2 separate regions of the Homo sapiens genome follow, and region 2 is linked to region 1. Evidence: read pairs that join two places in POLR2A ChIA-PET (ENCODE). Cell type or tissue: PC-3. All regions are shown on one strand.

Region 1 (8,000 bases):
GGCAACCAAGACTAATCTCATTATTGGGGACCAGACACTGCACATGGTGCACAGCCTCGGGGGCGGAAGGCGGAGCAGGGGAGGCTGGGAAGCGGGCAGCCTGGGCTGGCTACAGCCCTCCTTATCAACAGCAGAGTTTGAATTGAGTTAGGAAAGACTGTGACTGCGGAAAGGCCGATATCTCTTCTTGATGGGTGAAGGGGAAAACAGCTCAATTGCCCTAGAGCGTCCTAGCATGTGATGAAGGAGAAAGCAAAGTGTGGTGTGAGCTATTAGGGTACTTTCTTAGCACCCCAGTAGCCCCAGGAAGAAGGGGCTTCCCAGGCAGTGCTCCCCATCCCATGCCAGTCCTCCTGCATCCTCCCCACGCTTGTACCAGCATGGCACTAAGCCCTGGTGCATGCAGAGACACCAGGCCCTGACCAAAGGGTAAGAGAGAAGGCATTACAGGAGGGTGAACAAGCCGCAGGGGCTGCATTTCCATTTATCCTAGGGCGGCTGTCCTGGCCCAGGCAGCCCAGGGACCCGGGGTATCCAGGCTGCTTGGACCAGGTACCAAGGAACTAGGTACCCAGGAAGCAGCAGAGCCTGAAGTCAAACACTGAGCTCCTTTCTCCCACAAGACAGAGGGCTCCCAATGCTTACAAACCAAAATGTTTCCATTTCCATGAAAATCAGAAGAAAAAAATGAACATTTAGGGTTGAGGAAAATGTTGCAATTTTTTAAAACTTATTTTAATTAATTTTTTTGTTGTTGTTGTTAACAGTGTCTACCTCTGTCACCCAGGCTGGAATACGATGGCATGATCATAGCTCACAGCAGCCTCGAACTCCTGGGCTCGAGGGATCCTCCCACCTCAGCCTCTCAAGTAGCTGGAACTACAGCTATGCTGAAATGCCCAGTTAATTTTTTCTTTTTTTGGAGAGATAGGGTCTCACTATGTTGTGCAGGCTAGTCTCAAACTCCTGGTCTCAAGCAGTCCTCCTGCCCCAGCCTCCCAAAGCTCTGGGATTACAGACAGACATGAGCCAGCCCTAAAATGTTTTGTTTTTAAAATTAATTGTAATCCAGTCTGGACTATACTTGTATTTATACCAATGCAGTTGTAAAATATAATTTTTATTAATTTTTTTTTTTTTGAGGCTGGAGTGCAATGGCAAGATCTCGGGTCACCGCAACCTCTGCCTTCCGGGTCCAAGCAATTCTCCTGCCTCAGACTCCCCGAGTCTGGGATTACAGGCGTGCTCCACGATGCCTGGCTAATTTTTTGTATCTTTTGTAGAGACGCGCTTTCACCACTGCGCCGGGCCAATTGTTATTATTTTTTTTATGGAAGACGGGGCCCGTGAAGGCCAGAGGGCCAACGGCCCATGAAAGGCCCAGCGCAGCCCAGGTTAGAGAGATGTGATTTCAAAACAGACTCATTATTTATAACCATCAGCTCCTGGACAAGCCAAGTCCCTTCTCCAAGCCTGCTTCCTAATCTATAAAGTGGAGGATATCTGGAGCTACCTTATTGAACACAGAAGGAGTAAGTGGATAAAGGTGTGCCAGCGCCCAGCACAGTGCCTGCCACAAAGTAGGCATTCCATCAAAGACCAATCTTACAAAAACGAAATCTGGTCCTAAGAGCACCTTAGAAAGAGTCACACTGCTGACACATGAGGTTTGGGGCCACAGAGAGCCAGATGGCAGCCGTCTCTAATAAATCTACACTCCATTGCTGTCCACCATTAGCCCCTGCACACCAAGCAGAAGCTCCTGGGGCTGGAAGAACACAGGATGGTCTGCTTTTAATCTGTGACATTGTATATTCCCAAAATTCATTTATGAATTGTTCAGACAGTAGAGTGCTTTTTCCCAGTGAAGCTACGCTTTCAGAGGGGGTTAATTTCTCATTCCCCTCCACCAATGCCATCTAATGCCACTGAACCATCCCAGTATTAGCAGGAGCCCAAGCTCTGCCTGCCAAGGAAAAGTGGTGAGGGCAGAAAAGTAGTAGGACAAGGCTGGGCACGGTGGCTCACGTCTGTAATCCTAGCACTTTGGGATGCCAAGGCGGGCAGATCACTTGAGGTTAGGAGTTCGAGACCAGCCTGGCCAACATGGTGAAACCCCGTCTCTCCTAAAAATGCAAAAATTAGCTGCGTGTTGTGGCACACACCTGTAATCCCAGCTACTAGGGAGGCTGGAACAGGAGAATCGCTTGAACCCGGAAGATGGAGGTTGCAGTGAGCTGATATTGCCCTCTGCACTCCAGCCTCCTGGCAACAGAGCAAGACTCCATCTCAAAAAAAAAAGAAGGAAGGAAAGTAAGGAAAGCAAGAAAGCAATAAAGCAAGAAAGAAAAGGAGTGGGACAAGCAGGGTGGTTCCACCTCCAGCTCTAGGAGGCTCCCTCATGCAAGGAGGTGGGGCTGCCACCGCCTCGTATTTTCCTGCCTCCATCAAATTTCACCGGGAGAAATCCAGGCACCTAGAGGAGGTGGCAAAGCTTTTTTTTTTTTTTTTTCATTAGCTATTAAACCAAAGGGGCAGAATCTAGGCGCCCTAGATGTAACTTCATTTACGGAGTCAGAAAATCCACAAAGGCTGCCAAGGTGGAATGAATGAGAGGAGGACGACCAGAAAGGAGAAGTCTGGGAAGGGGACCCCAGATCCACACGGATGATCCTCGCTCCGTGATACAGTCGGGGACAGGGCAGGGAGGGAGGGAGGGAGGGTGGCCCTGCCATCTCCCAGGTGTCAAGGTGGCGGCAGCTCCGCCCTCAGCGCAGTTGGCACCGGCCTGACCCACCACAGGGCCACCGAGGCCACCGAAGCCATGGGGCTTTCCCACTCGGGAAACTCCCACCCTCGCGCTCAGAAGCTGGGGGCGTCGGGAGACACAGGCGGGGACCTGCGGCTCCACGTTGCAGCCCGGGCCCTGCTCGGGGCAAGAGGCGGTGGCTCCGGTTTCAGATTTCAAGAGGGCAGCCGTGGCAAAGGCTGGTTGGTCCATTTGCACCCTACCTTGCTCTAGAACGCGGCGCAGGAGCAAAGATCCAAACTCGGGGTCACCAGCAAGCGGGGGTCTCGGTTCTAACTTCAGCAGAGACCCGGCACCCGGGCAGGCCAGGGCAGGGGCCGCCTGGACCGGGAGAGGCTCGGCTCCGAGAGGGCGGGCGAGCCCTGCAGCCCTCGGGCCCAGGGTGCGGGTCGGCGCCGCAGTCCAGTGCGCGGCCGCAAGGGGCAGGTGCGAGGCCGGCTGCTACTCGGGAGCCCCGCGCTGTCCCTCCCTGCGCAGTCAGGGCTCACCTGGGCCGCCCCCGCCCCGCACCCCTGCGCGCTCCGCTCCCACCCCCAGCCCGGCCTCCTACCTTGCCTACCCGAGCGTCCCTTCAGCCTCCCCGCGCCGCGCCCGGGTCGCTTGGCCGGTTCTGCGGGCCGTGGCGCGACGGCGTCGCCATGGCAACCGGGCGGCGGGCTGGGCGGTGTCTCCGGGACCGGAAGTGGCGTACGCGGCCCCCGGGGCTGCCCCGCACGTGCCAGGTCCCCGCGGTTGCGGCCACGCTCGGGACCGGGCCCTGCCAGCTCCGGGCCCGCACGTGGGCGAACCGCGGCCACCGTGAGCCCGGCCTCGCGACCTCCCTCCGGGGCCCCCATGATCGGGGGTGCGTGGGATCTGCGGCCTGCGGGGGTGGAGGGCCGGGAGCTCCCCCGGGCCTGCCTCGAGGGCCGCGGGATTCGTCCTTGCGAGCCCCGACTGCGCACGGAAGGACCTGGGGTCGGCCAGGCCTGGGGGATGGGACGGGCCCCGAGGAGAGCGGGTGCCAGGGGCGAGACCCGCCGCCCTTCCCCGGCTTGGTCCCGCGCTTCCTGATTTTCTCGCTCCACGCCTCCCATTCTGCCCTCCACCTTCTTCCCTGCCCCGCCCTCGCCCTGCCCGGGCCCAGGAGGCCACTAGATGTCAGACCCGGTTCGGGCCTTGGCCACGCCGCCGCTCCGGGAGCCCTGGGGGCACCTCCCCAGCCCCCACGGGGGAGACGATACTGCCGGGAAGGCCCGGACTAGCCCCCGCCCCCGCAGAGTAGCCTTCGGGGAACACCGATTCCACCAGGCTCTCACGAAAGCCGAGAGCTTGCCGTCCGCAGCTTCCCCTGCCCAAAGCGCAGAGAAACGAGGGCGCCGAGGCCAAGACCAAGACCGGGAGCCAGCCCCTTCGGAGCCCGGTCCAGGCCCCCGGTCCAGGAAGTGCTGTGGGTAGATAAGGGGCCCAGCTCAGACTTCCTACAAGCTGGGAAGAAAGGGTTCTTTCCTGTCTGATGCCGGGCCAGATGTAGCAAGCGCCTAGGGGTAGGAGGGAAATGGGGTTTCCTCCCCGCAGAGGGAAACCGGCCTCCATTCAGGAACGCCCTCCCCCACCTGCCCTCCAGGCACCGAGGTTCTGGGAGGCCGGGGGGCAGGGAGACCTGCTTACTTGAATGCGCTTTGTGTATTGCCTGTGTATTGCCACAGGCAGTGGGCAAGATAGGCCCTGGGGATCCAGTACTCGCTTAGTACACAGAGAGCAGTCTCCAGCGCCAGGCGAGACGCACAGGCGTGTCAGCTGCATATGGCACACGGTGGCACATGGCACACCTTCCACGAGCAGACACAAGGGGCCGACACAGCAGGGCCCACCCCCTCAGAGGGACCAAGCTTAAACCCTCCAACAACAGAAAATTTGTAGAGTATCTTTCAGTTGGAGGAAATTAATGGATAATTTAAAGTAAGAAACAGTTTCCTTAGCGTGCTAACAGGCAGAATCCCTGTGGATTGAAGGTGGAACTGAGCCATGTCCTTTGTTTGGTCTGTGGATTTAGACGTGGAGGAGGAGTCCTGACCGGCTGAGCAGGGCTGAGTTCCCTCGTGAGAGCCCCGGGCCTTCAGCCCCTTCCAAAGCCAGGAGAGACTCCTGCTGAGGGGTGATAGGGGCCCTTTGGCTTCCCCCTCACCCCACGGCCCAGCAGCACGGGGCTGCAGGCTTTTCCCTTAGGAGGAAGAGCAGCCGCCTCCCTGCCAGCAGTGTTCTCAAGGGCCTGCTTCAAGTGGGGAGGGGTGGGTGAGGGTGTTCTGACTGAGGGAGAGGCCTGCACACCCGCTGCATGGGGGGGCTCATGGCTACACCTAACCCATTTTAAAGAACAGGCAACGCCACCAAACTGCTCTCTGGCACTAGGGCCCAGAGGCCTTGCCCCAGCTCCCAGATGTCCCAACCCAGGACGACAGACACCCAGACTAACTACCTTGCAACCCTGTTCCTGCTGCCGAAGCTCCTGCCTTGGAAGCCTGAGAAGTGTGCAGTCCTTCAGCTTGGGAAAGGTGGGAAAGGAGAGGACCCCTCCTGCCCTTTCTTGAGTGGCACAAGATGAGTTCCAGGGCCTCCTGAGTTGTGCTAACGCCTGTAATCCCAGCACTTTGGGAGGCCGAGGCGGGCGGATCACCTGAGATCGGGAGCTAGAGACCAGCCTGACCAACGTGGAGAAACCCCATCTCTACTAAAAATACAAAATTAGCCGGGCGGGGTGGCACATGCCTGTAATCCCAGCTACTCCGGAGGCTGAGGCAAGAGAATCACTTGAACCCAGGAGGCAGAGGTTGTGGTGAGCCAAGACCGCGCCATTACACTCCAGCCTGGACAACAAGAGCAAAACTCCGTCTCAAAAAAAAAAAAAAAAAAAAAAGGAAATGCTGACTGTGTTTCCATGTTTCCACTCCCTTCCCACATCGCAGAACCACGCTAGCCTTTCTGTTTTCAGATGCACCAAGTTCACTCCCACCTCTCCATGGAATGTTCTTTCCTGGATCATCTCTGGTCACATTCTCTCAAATCTCAGCTCAAACATCACCTCCTCAGGCCTTCCCTGACCATCCAGAGGGCAGCTGGGGCAGGGATTAGGAGGTAGGAGTGCTCCTGGATTCCGCGTGCTGGGCAGCCAGGCCTAGAGTGCCCCCTGGTCTCTGACAGAAAGCATTTAAGGAGGAGGAAGCATCAAGGAAGCAGGCAGAATGTGAATAGAGAGCTGGAGACTCAGGCCGTAGACCCACCTGGCACCTGGCTAGTCACTTCTCCCTTGCTAGGGTTACCAGATTCAGAAAGAAGAGGAAAAAATAAAAAAAGGCTTCCCAGTTAAATTCAAATTCAGGCCGGGTGCGGTGGCTCACACCTGTAATCCCAGCACTTTGGGATGCCGAGGTGGGTGGATCACCTGAGGTCAAGAGTTCGAGACCAGCCTGACCAACAAGGTGAAACCCCGTCTCTACTAAAAATACAAAAATTAGCTGGGCAAGGTGGCAGGCACCTGTAATCCCAGCTACTTGGGAGGCTGAGACAGGAGAATTGCTTGAACCCAGGAGGCGGAGGTTGCAGTGAGCCAAGATTGTGCCACTGCACTCCAGCCTGGGCAATGGAGTGAGACTCCATCTCAAAAAAAGAAAACCAAAAAAAAATTCAAATTCAGTTAGTTTTTTCAGCATGAGCATGTCCCAAATATTACATGCAGTATACTAAAGATGTATTCCAGCTGGGTGCCATGGCTCATGCCTGTAATCCCAGCACTTTGGGAGGCTGAGGTGAGCGGATCACTTGAGGTCAGGAGTCCAAGACCAGCCTGCCAATGAGGCAAAACCCTGTCTCTACTAAAAACACAACAATTAGCCAGGCATGGTGGTGGATGCCTGTAATCCCAGCTACTGGGGAGGCTACGACAGGAGAATGGCATGAACCCAAGAGGTAGAGGTTGAAATGAGCCAAGATCATGCCACTGCACTCCAGCCTGGGGTGACAGAGAGAGAATCTGTCTTAAAAAAAAGATGTATTCCTCACATGTGAGCAGATGTCCTGTGTTTCATCTGACAATCCTACTGCTCTTGCTCGGGTGTGGGAAGGGCAGGGGCCCAGTTCTAGCCCCTCCCAGCAATGGCTTCCTCCCTCATCTCTGAACCAGTTAACCCTCATTCAGTAGGGACTTCAGGCAGAGGCCCTGACCTTGGGCAGCAGAGGATACAAAGGGATAAGAGATGGTTCCCCAGTCCTCAGACACTATAAGATTCAAATGCACACCATTCATTCTTGGGAAAGTTTTATTTTTGTACCTTCTCTGTGCCAGGCACTAGGTGAGGTATTGGGGAACAGTGAACAAGACAGGCACCACCCTGTTCTCACAGGCCTTCAGTCAGGGGAGCTGCACAGAGATTTGGGGAGAGCCTTTGAAACTACTCTGCCCAAGCCCATCTCTGACCACCTTACAGAGGGAAAACCAGGATTAGGTACAGGGCATAGGAAGGCCCTCAACCCAGATGTGAGGGTCAGGGAAGGCGTATTGGGTCATGACAGAATTATCGAGCCAGAAGATGCTCAGGTGTTAACCCGGCAGAGATAGTCAGGGAGGAGGCAGGAGTGTCCCTGGTTAGAGGAGCAAGGATGATGCAAGGGAAGGCTGTAGGGGGCTAACCTGCAACCCTCGGGGCTCCCAGGCTTATTTTCATGAGGATTTGCCGGAGCCAGAGTAATAGTGCAGAACTGAGCCACAGCCTGCAGAATCAGCACTCAGGAGCCAAGCCCTGTCCAGCTCAGGAGGGGGCCTGCCCTGAGGGACCTCACAATTGACAGACACAGCCCCCGACCCCATATCCTGCAGTGGAGCAGCCTTAAGTCCGCAGGTATCATCTTCCGGGCCTGCTCCCTGAGGAACTTGAAAGTACGAGGCTACTTTGATGAGCTTAAAATAGACCAATTAATCACTCAGGGAGGAAATCCATCTCCCAGCTTCGGGGGAGGGGACAGGAAAGCAGTAGCCCCGGCAGGACCCGTCAGAGCAGCCAGCAGCACAGCGGCCATGTGGCAGGGCACCTGCAAGGCTTCCGGAGCCACCGACGAAGACCCTGAGTCACCTGCAGCCTCTGGAGTGTGGGGGGAAGGAGGCTGAGGGACGTCATTGCCTGTGAGTTGTCACCCTGCCCCTGGTTAACCCCAAGGC
Region 2 (8,000 bases), 150 kb after region 1:
GGGCGACAGAGCAAGACTCCGTCTCAAAAAATAAAAAAAAAAAAAAAATAGGTGAAAATTCCTTATAAATCCAGGATTGGCTCTGAGAGAACTGGCTAAGATTCAGGAAGAAACAAAAAATTCAGAATCCTACAAGGTTTTGATGACAATTAGGGCCAAAATTTTAGGAGGAGATGTAGGATGCAGGAGAAAATTAAAGTGTTTTCTTTATATCAGAGGAGGAAATAGTAGAGGTCAGTGAAGGTCTGGGGTAGGGAAACATTCAGACTGTCCATTGCATGGCTGTGGAGTGAGACTGCCCTTAGCCTGGGTCAGCCTTCCTGGGCCATAAATTGGGCATCCGTGATGCTAGGTAACTGTGGGAACAAAATGACAGCTTAGAGCAGCCATGGGTGATGTTTGGTGGTAAAAAACCTACAGGCGTTTGGGGTCCCATGATTGTTCCAGACCATGACTCTTCCTGGTTGTGGGTTTGTTACAGAGCAGGAGAAGCAGAGGTTATGACAGTTATGCAGACTTTCCCCCTCCTTTTTCTCTTTTCTCTTCCCCTTGCTTTTCCACTGTTTCTTCCTGCTGCCACCTGGGCCTTGAATTCCTGGGCTGTGAAGACATGTAGCAGCTGCAGGGTTTACCACACGTGGGAGGGCAGCCCAGTACTGTCCCTCTGCCTTCCCCACTTTGAGAATATGGCAGCCCCTTTCATTCCTGGCTTGGGGTAGGGGAGACCATTGAAGTAGAAGCCTCAAAGCAGACTTTTCCCTTTACTGTGTGTACTCCAGGACGAAGAAGGAAGATCATGCTTGATACTTAGATTGGTTTTCCCAGGGAAGAGGGCGGAGCAGAGCAAAGTCACTGTGAACCCTGGGCCAGGCCCTGGCTGGGCCAGCTCCTGAGAGCGTCTCGTGTTGCAGACCCTTGCCCACTTCACCCACCTGCACCTTCTCCCCCTCTCACAGTGTCACTGCTGCTAATGGTCAAAGTCAAATGTGTGGCCACATGGGATGGGCCAGGTCCTCTCAGGCTACTTTCTGGATGTCATTTTTAAAATATGGAAACATGCAGGTGCCTTCCCAAAGAGGCTTGGACTGGTATATCCAACGAGAAACAAATAAGCTAAAGAAAGTTTAAACTCAAGAAGAAAGATGTTGACAGTCTATGTAACAGCTGGAAAGTTTATAGGCACCCACCTTTGGGACAACCCAGTGATTATGAACATGTGATATCTACTATTTAAAAGAAATGTTCTCACCTTGGGTTGATTGTGGTATACCATGTGTTATGAAAATTGTTGAGCTGAAGCTTTGAATCGATTTAGTTGAGTCTGACTCACTTGCTTTGGTTCCTGTGTATTTTACTACCCCTCTTGTCAGTGACCTTCCTTCCCCACCCCACCCAGAGTGAATTTGTAGCATGATTGTATAAACCTCTATGTAGAAAATGGAGATTTCTTGCTCTGAAATGTTAAGCTCTAACTGATCCATTTCTGTGTCCTTTAGCCTAGTATGTCTGAACTTCCATTCTTGTTATATATTTAAACTTTCCCTCTATATTATAGGTTTTGTGGCATCCACGGTCAGGTGTAGAGGAAGCTGCCCCTTGCAGAACTGTACTGTAATATTTTTCTTTTATAAATATTTTCACAGGACTGATTGTACACAGGGCTTGTAATAAAATTTTAACACTGTGCTGTGAAACAACTATGGGGAATCTCCATTGAAGGCTACTTCATGGGCACCTGAAAGTGGAGTGTTATAGCTATGACTTTCTATTTCTTGTTTCCTAAGTAAATTAAACCTAATTTTCACCCTTTCATTCTGTTTCAGCCTCCTGTATAAGAAGTACCGTATTTTCTGCCCATCATACTTTGTAATAAAACTTGAACATGTATAGATTGACTGAATTTCTTTTTGTGACGAATTCAGTTCTTCCCATTTTGTCACTTTGGTCATGTTCCATAGACAGTGGCAGTGCCCCAGCCCGAGCCGGGCAGTCTACTCATCACCTTTTATATCCTATTTAGTCATTCACTTGTTAATTCAGTGGAGCACCTCCTCTATGCCAGGGGACATGGCCCTCAAGTTGGTTGCAGTCTACCAGAGGAGACATCTACATAAATACTTGTGGCCGGGCACAGTGGTCTGTGATCCCAGCTGAGGCATGGGGGTGGCTGAGGTGGGAGGATCACTTGAGGCCAGGAGTTCAAGACCAGCCTTGGCAACATAGCAAGACCCTGTCTCAATCAATCAGTCATTTTTATTAAAAAAAAAAAAAATTTCTTTTAGCCAGACTAAGATCTAAGACAAATCTTTTTTTTTGCATTTCTTTTTTCTTTTTTTGAGACGGGGTCTCGCTCTGTCACCCAGGCTGGAGTGCAATGGCGCGATCTCGGCTCACTGCAACCTCCACCTCCCGGTTCAAGCTATTCTCCTGCCTCAGCCTCCTGAGTAGCTGAGATTACAGGCATGTGCCACAACACCCGACTGATTTTTGTATTGTTAGTAAAGACGGGGTTTCACCGTGTTGGTCAGGTTGGTCTCGAACTCCTGACCTTGTGATACGCCTGCCTCAGCTTCCCAAAGTGTTGGGATTACAGGTGTGAGCCACCGCACCTGGCATTTATTTTATTTTAATAGTTTTGGGGGAACAAGTGGTTTTTGGTTATGTGGATAATAAGTTTTTTTAATGATGATTTCTGAGATTTTGGTGCACCCATCACCGGAGCAGTGTACACTGTACCCAATTGGTAGTCTTTTATCCCTACCCCCTCCCACCCAAATTTTTAAAAGACAAAAAACAAAAAAACCAAATAACTTGCATTGTTGTGCGATAATGGATGTGTTTAGGCATCACCCCTCAGGAGGAGGTGATCACCTCTGCCTGTGTGGGAGCCACATGGGGTCAGCGAAAACTACTTAAGATGGATGCCTAAGCTGGGTTTTGAAGGCTGAGTAGGAGTTATCTGGAAATAGGGAATGTCCTTTAAGGCAGAGAGAACACCCATGTGCAAATCTATGGAGGCAAGAAAGTATGGTCATATTTAGAGAATTGCAGGTTGAGGTGGGGTGAATAGTGGGAAATGTAGCTAGAGATGTATACAGGAGCCAGGGCAGGGAAAGTCTCCCGCTTTGCAGAAATTTTAGACATTACACTTCTGTATGATCCTGGAAAACATACACAGAGAGGAGTCATCAGAATTGCATTTTAGAAGGATAGGCAATGAAAAAGTGCCTCTTCCTTCTTATAGGGTGAGAGAAAAACCCTGAACTAAGGCGGCGGCGGCAGCAGCAGCCACGGCAAGGATGGAGAGGACAGGGCACAAGTAAAGAGGGATGCAGTCATCAGCATTTAGTAATTTATTGATTGTGAAGGAGGACAGAGAAATAACTCCCAGATCTTTTGGATTTGGACAGGTTCTGATGGCTGACTAGGAATGTCCAAGTCCCTGCTAATTTCCCAAACCTATGCCCCACACGGTAGGGTGGGGGAGTTCCTATCCCACTGCTCTTCAAATGCTGTGTGTCCTGGATGAAATACTACCCCCATTTATTTATATTTTTATTCTTCATGTTGGGCCACTGTGAAGGAAGAGAAGAAAGGCAAACTGATTGGTTCCGTGAACCTGTATTCGGTAAGTACCTGCCATTGTGTCAGCTGATATGGAGCCGGTGGCAGTGGATCTGTGAAGGGAAGTATGTGCTCTTGAGAATTTAATTTTTTTTTTTTTTCAGACAGAATTTCGCTCTTGTTGCCCAGGCTGGAGTGCAATGGCGCGATCTCGGCTCATCGCAACCTCCGTCTCCCGGGTTCAAGCGATTCTCTTGTCTCAGCCTCCTGAGTAGCTGGGACTACAGGCATGTGCCACCACGCCTGGCTAATTTTATATTTTTAGTAGAGATGGGGTTTCATCATGTTGGTCAGGCTGGTCTCAAACTCCCGACCTCAGATGATCCACCCACCTCGGCCTCCCAAAGTGCTGGGATTACAGGCGTGAGCCACCGTGCCTGGCAGAGAATTTAAGTTTTATGAGTACCTGCTGGTCCTTTGGAACTGTGCTGCTATATGGTCTGACAATGTATATTTTGTGAGAAACACATGAGTCCTGCTCTCTGGTTTTTAAGGAGAAAACAGAGAGTAATACTATTTATAGGCTAGCCTATGCTGCGGCAACAAACCCCCAAATCTCAGAAACTGAGCACTACAAAAGCTTATTTTTTGCTTACACAAAGTCCTCTGGGCCGGGTGCAGTGGCTCAACTCTCTAATCCCAGCACTTTGGAAGGCTGAGGGGGGAGGGAGGGGCAGATAGCTTGAGGTCAGGAGTTCGAGACCAGCCTGGCCAACATGGTGAAACCCTATCTCTACTAAAAATACAAAAATTAGCTAGGCATGGTGGCACACGCCTGTTGTCCCAGCTACTTGGGAAGCTGAGGCAGGAGAATAGCTTGAACCCGGGAGGTGGAGGTTGCAGTGAGCCAAGATCGCACCACTGCACTTCAGCCTGGGCAACAGAGCAAGACTCCATCTCAAAAAATAAAAATAAACGTGTGACCTCCAGGTTGCTTATGGGGGGTGGGAGGGAGTACATTTTTCAGGATGGGCCGGGAAGTGGCTTACTCACTTTTGCTCCTATCTGCCAACTGCAAGGAAGGTCAAGTCAAGAAATGTAGTCTTCCTGTGTACCCTGGAAAAGGAAGTGAAGTAGTGAATAATTATGTCTCAGCCATACTAGCAAATCGGCTAAGTATCTGGACTAATAACTAATGTAATCTCATTCATTGAGAGCTGTTAGTACTGGACAACACATGGTCAAACCTAATGGAATGATATTTGTAGCCAGTCTTTAGCTTCCAAGGCTCATTGTTACTTAAGTGATTTCAGTGAGCCTGACAGCCAGGCGTCTAGAGATGGTTCAGTCAACTATGAATTTATCTTGAAAGGTGGCTATTAACTCAGACTGAGAGTTAAAATCTGCCCTGCCATTCATCACAGATGCACAGACAGATAAAACCAGCTGCACAGTTAACAGGATATAGTACCTCTATCAAGAACACACTGCAATTTTTTTTTCTTTTTTTGGCAACATAAAGTGTCAAAACTCCCTGAGTGACTACTGTTTTAAAAAAATTCACTGAGAAATTTCGTTCTCCAAAATCATAGGCTGACAAAGTTTGCTGTTTGCAATTGTATTTGTGAGAATTAAGGCTTATAGTCAGTCTTGCTTGGAGGAGCTGAGTCACTCTGACAGAGAAGCAGCCTTGATTTCCAGGCCAGGTATTGTGCTTCAGAGCAGGGGCTTCTGAACACAACAGTCCACATTTACCTTGACTTTGTACTTTCCAGGGAAACTGATCCCCTGGGTCCACTTGGTAGTCCAGCTGATCTTAATCCGCCTTTCACACAGGTCTGTGTTTCTTTGAGCCTAACTCTAATTTTTCACCTAACTTCCACCCTTCCCCATAATTCTATGACCAGTTTTTTCTTCGGTAAGACACTTCACCATTCCTCTGGTGTGCAGTCTCCCTTGTTGCAGTGAGTTGATAAGCCTAACTCTGTGAGACTATAGGTTTCCCTTGCTGGTCTCAGGCTGACTGGACTAGGGCAGTCTCAAACCTTGTTTTAGCCTCTACACTTATTTGTGATTACAAATTCCATTAATTTGATTTTTGCTTCTCAAAGTAAATATTACATATATATTTTTTTCTTTTTTTTTGAGATGGAGTCTCGCTCTGTCACCAAGGCTCAAGTGCAGTGGCGCGATCTCGGCTCACTGCAACCTCCGCCTCCTGGGTTCAAGCGATTCTCCTGCCTCAGCCTCCTGAGTAGCTGGGACTACAGGCGCGTGCCACCACACCTAGCTAATTTTTTGTATTATTAGTAGAGACGGGGTTTCACCGTGTTAGCCAAGATGGTCTCGATCTCCTGACCTCATTATCTGCCCCAAATCGGCCTTCCAAAGTGCTGGGATTACAGGTGTGAGCCACCATGCCTGGCCTGAATAAACTATTTTTAAATTGCAAAAAGTAATACTATATATGAATGGCTGATAAGCACATGAAAAGATGCTTACCATTAGTAGTCATTCAGGAAATACAATCAAAACCACAATGAGATAATACTTCTCACCCACAAGGATGGTGATAACTATAGTCAAAAAGAATAACAAATTTAGCCAGTGGCTCACACCTGTAATCTCATCTACTTGGGAGACTGAGATGGGAAGATCACTTGAGCCCAGGAGTTCTATGCTGCAGTCAGCTATGATTGCTCCACTGGACTCTAGCCTGGGTAACAAAGCAAAAAAAAAAAAAAAAAATTCATGATATGGAGAAATTAAACCCTCATATATTGCTGGTGGGAATGTAAAATGATACAACCACTTTAGAAGACAGTCTGGCAATCCCACAAAAGGTTAAACATAGTTATGATATGACCCAGCAATTCCACTCCTAGGTATATAACTAAAAGAAGTGAAAACATAGGTCCACACAGCAATGTGTACATGAATGTTCACAGCCTCATTATTCATCATAGAAGGTGGAAACAACCACATGTCCATTGCCTGATGAACAGATAAATAAAACGTGGTATATTCATACAATGGAATATTATTTGGCAATAGAAATGAAATACTGATACATGCTACAACATGCAAGAATCCTGAAAACATCATGCTAAGTGAAAGAAGCCAGTTACCAAAGGCCACATAGTGTGTGGGCCCATTCATATTAAATGTCCAGAAGAGGCAAACCCACAGAGACAGAAGTAAATTGGTGATTGCCTAGGGCTGTGGGAATTGGGGGGAAATAGGGAATGATTGCTAATGGGTACAGGACTTCTTTTGGGGATGATGAAAATGTAAAATCAATTGTGCACAGCTCTGAATATTCTATAACACATTGTACACTTTGAATTGGTGATCTGTGTGATCTGTGAAATATGTCAAAACTTAATTTTTTAAAAAATGAGAACTGTGTTGGGCATAGGAAGTACAGTCCTACTCTCAGAGAATTTAGTATTACGGTAGAAACAGATATAAACATTTTGATATTTTTTTAAAAGGTAAGTGCTAAGGTGCAAGCATGTATGAAGGGCTATGGGCACCCACCGCACCTGGCTAATTTTTGTATTTTTAGTAGAGACGGGGTTTCACCATGTTGACCAGGCTGGTCTTGAACTCCTGACCTCAAGTGATCTGCCAGCCTCGGCCTCCCAAAGTGCTAGGATTACAGGCGTGAGCCACCGCACCCAGCCCCATGGAGGTTCTTATATAATAAAAAATAAAAAATCTATGCTTTTGTGCTTTGCATCCATTATCCCATTTAGTCCTCACAAGGCCATTCTATGGTAAGGAAACTGAAACAGGAAAGTAAAGGAACTTGCCCAAGGATACACTAGAAAATGGAACAACCAGGGTTTGAAGCCACCCAGTCTAACTGCAGAGGGCACAAACTTGGACTTCACACTGTCCTGCTTCTCTCTCTCTCTCTCTCTCTTTTTTTTTTTTTTTTTTGAGTTGGATTCTCGCTCTGTCGCACAGGCTGGAGTGCAGTGGCGCGATCTCGGCTCACTGCAACCTCCTCTTCCCGGGTTCAAGCGATTCTCCTGCCTCATCCTTCTGAGTAGCTGGCATTACAGGCGCGCGCCACCACGGCCGGCTAATTTTTTTGTATTTTTAGTAGAGACGGGGTTTCACCATGTTGGTCAGACTGGTCTGGCACTCCTGACCTAGCGATCCGTCTGCCTCAGCCTCCCAAAGTGCTGGGATTACAGGCGTGAGCCACCGCGCCCGGCTGTCCTGCTTCTCTACCTGATATGTCATGCCCTTTGGACTTAATCTCACCAGCATGGGAGTCACTACAAAGCTTTTCAGCAGCTGCCGCTTTGTTTCTCTCCATCTTCTAACGGATTCGGTTTTCTCTTTCGAGACAGCAGAGAGAAAATGAAGAGGGGAGTTTAGCTCCAAAGGGCTTGTCTGATCATTCTCCCTCTCCCAAAGGCCTG

The links. Peaks named below come from ENCODE experiments on the same cell type or tissue, not always from the same donor. Only the 100,000 strongest peaks of a DNase experiment are listed, where the experiment ranks them.
Region 2: POLR2A ChIA-PET joins it to region 1 with 13 read pairs; 14 of 35 experiments call an interaction of 5 or more read pairs at or near these places.

What each region holds. Positions count from the first base shown.
Region 1 is chr17:63,442,886-63,450,885 of GRCh38, forward strand. It overlaps CYB561 (cytochrome b561), which reads right to left and starts at 3,421. Exons shown (of 6, transcript NM_001915.4): 1 at 3,360-3,421. RefSeq lists silencers at 3,118-3,677, 3,848-4,037 and enhancers at 4,007-4,820, 4,178-4,317, 4,821-5,633, 7,801-8,000. In PC-3, CTCF peaks have their summits at 3,164 and 3,965 (motif pointing right); DNase peaks (open chromatin) are centred at 2,966, 3,366, 3,986 and 7,886; H3K4me3 peaks cover 3,453 bases; H3K27ac peaks cover 3,524 bases.
Region 2 is chr17:63,592,380-63,600,379 of GRCh38, forward strand. It overlaps DCAF7 (DDB1 and CUL4 associated factor 7), which reads left to right. Exons shown (of 7, transcript NM_005828.5): 7 at 1-1,887. Among named protein-coding and RNA genes, the nearest start is that of TACO1, 4.5 kb to the right of the region's middle. In PC-3, no CTCF peak of the experiment used is centred here; no DNase peak of the experiment used is centred here; H3K4me3 peaks cover 162 bases.